2 separate regions of the Mus musculus genome follow, and region 1 is linked to region 2. A link is a loop called in an ENCODE intact Hi-C map of the cell type or tissue named here. Cell type or tissue: heart. All regions are shown on one strand. Links, peaks and the distances in the headings refer to the core of each region. The heading gives the core; the rest is flanking DNA.

Evidence for each region. Peaks named below come from ENCODE experiments on the same cell type or tissue, not always from the same donor. Only the 100,000 strongest peaks of a DNase experiment are listed, where the experiment ranks them.
Region 1: a loop joins it to region 2, with 21 times the contacts of the local background. A loop is called at or near these places in 13 of 42 quality-filtered maps.

What each region holds. Positions count from the first base shown.
Region 1 is chr13:50,325,278-50,328,082 of GRCm38, forward strand. It overlaps the pseudogene Gm46385. Among named protein-coding and RNA genes, the nearest start is that of Gm31126, 59 kb to the left of the region's middle. In heart, for the core only: no CTCF peak of the experiment used is centred there; no DNase peak of the experiment used is centred there.
Region 2 is chr13:50,030,267-50,033,071 of GRCm38, forward strand. All of the region lies in intron 2 of Gm30520 (a long non-coding RNA gene), which reads left to right. Among named protein-coding and RNA genes, the nearest start is that of Gm30520, 23 kb to the left of the region's middle. In heart, for the core only: a CTCF peak has its summit at 1,660 (motif pointing right); no DNase peak of the experiment used is centred there.

The sequences.
Region 1 (2,805 bases), core at 204-2,703, 300 kb after region 2:
TCCCAAAAGTACCCACCTAGTTTCCTGAGCTGAGCCCATGCTGTTTCCTTGCTGTTCTGCTCTGGGCCTTTGGTGGCCACCTCTCTCCTGGTTGTAGAAGTATCCTGCTGGGGCTCCTTCTGAAACCTTCTCTTTGGCAAAATGCTCCTTCTGCTCTCTGCTGTACCTCAAGCTCATTCAGAGAGCAGAGAGTCACCAAAGTCTCCATGATGCTTCTAGATGCTCTGGAAGATGCTCAGAGGGAGAGAGAGACAGAGAACAGGCTGGCTGAGGTGGGGAGTGTGGCTCGGTGAGGTGGCAGAAGACAAGGGGACCATTCTGGAGACTGTTTTGTTAAGTGTACACCTCTCACTATTGTGCTTTCAGGCCCACATGCCTGCATTCTAGAGTAGAGGAAAGGTTTTTACAGGTCTCAAGCCTGACTTTGCCAGATTCATTGATAATTCAGGCAGTGACATCAGGCTGTCAGGGAGGCTCAATTAGCCCTCAGCAGTGACATCACTGATGCACCTCCAGTGACTCCACAGTCATGGTGCTTTCATCATTGATACTGGAATCCTATTTCAGTCTTCATGATAGTCTCACGTCTTCAGTGTCTTCTGAGGCCACCCACCTACCCACCTGTTGTGTGTCACCCGTCATCTTTGCAAGGCTCCGGCTTGACTACATGCTGAATCTCTGGGCTCCCAGGACAGCCTTCCTCTGGCAGGTTCTAAACAGGAGAGAGCAAGCATGGTCCTGACAAGGCAGGCAGTGCTCCTGTGCAGTTGTATGGCCCAGGCAGAAGCAGATAGGGTCCTGCTTTGAGGCCCCTGAAACCCTGCAGATAACCAGGAAGAGAGAGGATTCTGTACCATGGCAGCTGACTTGAACCTTTTGATGAAGTTTTTCCAGGAACATAGGAACATTAGCAAGAGACACAGATGGTAGAATTTGGAAAGGCAGGCCAGGGAAGCGATGAGGCTGGAGTGTCCCTCAGTGTGAGATCCCATGACTCCAGAACCTGCAGGTTTGGGCCCAACCTGAGCCTCACAAGATGCCAGGTGTCTTACTTTCTGACTTAGATGAGACCTCAGGTCAAGGAATAGGCTCCTGGGTGTGGGCATTCTCATGGGATGTTCAACCATTCTAGGATGCTGGTTTTATGGGCTGAGGAAGCTGGGCTTTGGGCAAGCATGGTTGACAGCAGACCATCAGCAGCACTCAAAGAGGTCACCCTGCGTATTTTGCTCCGACTTCCTGCCATGATTGACTTGCAAGTTGTTCTAGAAATGTTTCTTGCTTGAGTCATTAAAGGGATTTCTGGATTGGCACTTGCCAGGCCTCAGTGTGTGGGTGATGCTTCAATTTCAGGTAGCTCTTCTCTTCCACTCATTTTCCTCTAGTCTCTTCCTTCTGTCTTTCAGGTTCACATCTTGGCCTGTCTTAGACAGCCTTTTAGAGCTAAAGGACCCCATCATCTGCACAGCCTTGCTGCCTTCACAAGCAACTGTGGAGTTTTCTGTCCCTGGCATTGACATGTCCTTGAGAATTTACCCTCCCCACATCAGACTTGCCCCATGAGAAGTGGGAGCCTTGGTGCTGTTCATGTCCTGTGTCTGCTCCTGGCTGTGTTGCTCCTTCACTTGTGATGATGGAATCTGCATGAATGACAGAGACTGACAAGGAGATCTGGGTGGCCTGGTTGCCCAGGGAAAGGTTAAGAGTGGGGTCACTAATTATATCTTGATACTCCTGGAGGAGAAATTTTACCTTTGCTCATTTCAGTCACTCCAGGAAGGACAGTTCATTTAATTGGCACCTTCTGCTGAGATAGAAGGCTGTTATTACAGTCTAGTCAAAGATTTAGAAGGATCTGTTTTTTGCTGAGTGGATAGGAATTTGGCCTGGGTCTTGACCTTAAGCACAGGTCCTAAGTTGGGGCTAGGTCTCATTGCAAGGTAGTACTAGGCCTGGGAGGAGAATGGAGGTCACGGAGCCTGATATCAAGGTGGGAAAGAATGAGAGATTGTGGAATGAAGCAGCTTAGGGTGGGCAGAGGAAGAGTTTTCAGAGACCAGGCAGGAGCCAGCAGAGACTCACTGAGCAGGGAGCACATGCCATAGCAGTACCTGCTGCATCTCTGCTCCAACTTACCCTCCAAGCTCTTGGGGGAGATGGCTGCTGAGAAGTGGGGAGTCGCTCTTCCATTTTATGCTGCAGGAGAGGCAAGAGTGAACTCATCGTGGTTCAGTTATGAGCTCTTGTGGTGGCTTCAGGAGGCAGCCTGGGTTGGATGAGGTCAAGAGGCCTGGTAGGCAGAGTAGGGTCACCCCTATTGCCCATGGGCCCACAACTGCCCTGACCTCAGATATCCTTCCTATTTCATGCTCCATAGACACTTGAATTCTGCTTTTACTTTTCCTACAAGGTAAGGCCCAGGCCTTGGGGTCACTTTAGAGGTACTGGTAAGCATTATGCAGATGTGTGGCAAGTTCCTTATAGGTTCTGAGTCTGTTCTACTACCAGCTATCTCTACAGGCTGGACTCAGAGATTAGACAGAGGATGGGACCACTGACTGACAAGTGGAGCCCAGGAAAGCAAAACCCCAGCACCGGTGTCCCTGGACTCAGGCTAGTGACAATGACTGCAAAGAAAGTTTCATTTGGCCCTATCATTTATAGAGTGCTTCTTCTACCAATTTCTGTGTTTCCAAAGCTACTGCATGAGTGAGAAAGAAGGAATCCTTTCGAAGAAGACTAGGTCTAAGGGAAGTGAAGCAGTTTGTCCACAGACGGGCCCGGAGATCCTCCTCCAAATCTGGA
Region 2 (2,805 bases), core at 206-2,705:
ATAGGAATTTTGCCTGGGTCTTGACCTTAGCCACAGGTCCTAAGTTGGGGCTAGGTCTCATTGCGAGGTAGCACTAGGCCTGGGAGGAGAATGGAGGTCACGGAGCCTGATATCAAGGTGGGGAAGAATGAGAGATTGTGGAATGAAGCAGCTTAGGGTGGGCAGGGGAAGAGTTTTCAGAGACCAGGCAGGAGCCAGCAGAGACTCACTGAGCAGGGAGCACATGCCATAGCAGTACCTGCTGCATCTCTGCTCCAACTTATCCTCCAAGCTCTTGGGGGACATGGCTGCTGAGAAGTGGGGAGTCGCTCTTCCATTTTATGCTGCAGAAGAGGGAAGAGTGAACTCATCGTGGTTCAGTTATGAGCTCTTGTGATGGCTTCAGGAGGCAGAGAGGTGCAGTCTGCTGCACGGATTGGATGAGGTCAAGAGGCCTGGTAGGCAGAGTAGGGTCAGCCCTATTGCCCATGGGCCCACAACTGCCCTGACCTCAGATATCCTTCCTATTTCATGCTCCATAGATGCTTGAACCCTGCTTTTACTTTTCCTACAAGGAAAGGCCCAAGCCTTGGGGTCACTTCAGAAATACTGATAAGCATTATGCAGAGGTGTGGCAAGATCCTTGTAGGTTCTGAGTCTGTTCTACTACCAGCTATCTCTACAGGCTGGACTCAGAGATTAGACAGAGGATGGGACCACTGTCTGACAAGTGGAGCCCAGGAAAGCAAAACCCCAGCACCAGTGTCCCTGGACTCAGGCTAGTGACAATGACTGCAAACAAAGTTTCATTTGGCCCTATCATTTATAGAGTGCTTCTTGTACCAAGTTCTGTGCTTCCAAAGCTACTGCATGAGTGAGAAAGAAGGAGTCCTTTCAAGAAGACTAGGTCTAAGAGGGTGAAACAGTTTGTCCACAGACGGGCCCGGAGATCCTCCTCCAAATCTGGATAGCACAGTTCTCCTCCCCATATGCTCCCCTCTATGAGCATTATATGTGGATAGCTTTGTTGTACGTGTAGAGCCTACAATGTACCCCCAGTTTTGATTTTTTCACTGTCAGGGTTCTGCAACTCACATCCTCAGTCACATAGCTCTCCTCACTCAGGACCCGGGCCAGCAAAGTCTCCTTTGTAGAGGAAGGGCATAGCCTAACTGTCACAGTACATTTTTCTTCATACTTTTCTCTCTCCCTGATAGACACAAAGAGGTCGGGCTCCATCCCCTCCCTTGTACCTGAAGGAGCTCTTGCTCCCAGTTTTCCTGGTCAGTTCGGCTTTCTATGTTGCCAGGATGATCTACGTGTCTTTCTTTTCTTTTTGCTTCTTAGTTATGTGGATAAATAGTCCCACAAGTTTCAGAAGCTCACTCCTTGTCCAGTGAGTTCCAGTTTCAGCTAGGTGCCTCTGCTTCACCACACATTCTTTAGCTTTGTGTAGACCACATCTGCCCACTCTCTTCCTTGTCCCTATTGCCAGTTCCCAGGTGTGACGCTCTGCTTCCTAAAAAATTCTCAACTGTCCCCTGATTTTGAAAGTGAAAATGTCAGTAGAAGGGAAGAAGAACCTTGTTTTCCCTGATTATCCTGAATATTTCTCAGAATTTACCTTTTTCTAGGTAATAGTGAAGCATCATGTATTCTAAAGTTTAGTCTCCACTGCTCCAGTAGGTGGCGCTATGGCTCACCCACCCATGGAGAACAGAGTCTGGCAGTGTGCAATGCCTGTGATAGGTGGAGCACTGCCTATGCCTGCCTGTGTCACTCAATGTCCTCCATAGAGTCCTGTTAGATGGGCCACTCAGCCTCATGCTGAGAGAGTAGATCTTGCTCTGTATTAGTGACTTGTGGATTCACAACACCAAGGCCTAACCAGCAGCTTATTGACCCTCTTGGGGCTGCTGTTGGGCTCATTTAATCTATGCAAATGCCTCACCATCTCTGGTGGCTTCCCAGCATCTGTGACCTCAGAGGCTTGAGGGAAGGCAGCACATACCTGACATATTTGACAAACAGAAGACTCTAGCAAACAACCCAAGTGTCTTGTACACTCCTACATTACAGTCTGCCTCTCAATCAAGCAGGCCTGACACAGGAAATTGGCAATGCAAGGGTGAATTTTGACTATATGACTTCCTGTATCTCCAAAACATGGCTGCAGGATTGTTTTACTAACACCTAGGCAGAGTAGTCAGGCCTACTTGTGTGGAAGAGAATCCCGTTCTCTAATGACGGATAGATAGTCTATCTGAGTAACCACACTGGCAATTTTTGTGGTCATCTCACTGACCCTAGCTAGTGTGTTGATTCATAACTAAACCACCTGCTTGAAAGATGGAGATGGCTTTACTGATGCACAGGAGGGTGTAGCCCTGACCCAGGCAGCAGACATGGTGCTGTGGAAATGTAGAAAGTTCTTTTGAAAGTGCTAAAATGGAGTAAAGCAGAAATAACTGGGTAGGATTGTCCTTAAAATACCATGACTCTTTGGTGGTCACAACCCAGTGACAGGTATATTCCTACCTCTTGCCCTATCATGTGACTACATGAGCAGCAGTACATGAGTATGGGACTGTTAGACATTCTCCTTTGTGAAGCAACTCTAAGCTGAGTAGACACAGTCACTGGCTGCAGCAAGCTTTCCTTAGTAAGGGAGGTACTCATTGTCTACCTTCTAAGGCTGTGAGCAATTCATGTGATACACAGCTAACTAACCAGGTTATCAATGACCAGGGCACTCATTTCCCAGAACATGGCTCATAGTCCTGGGAACACTATGAGGCAGGACACTCATCTGCTGTATAACCCCCA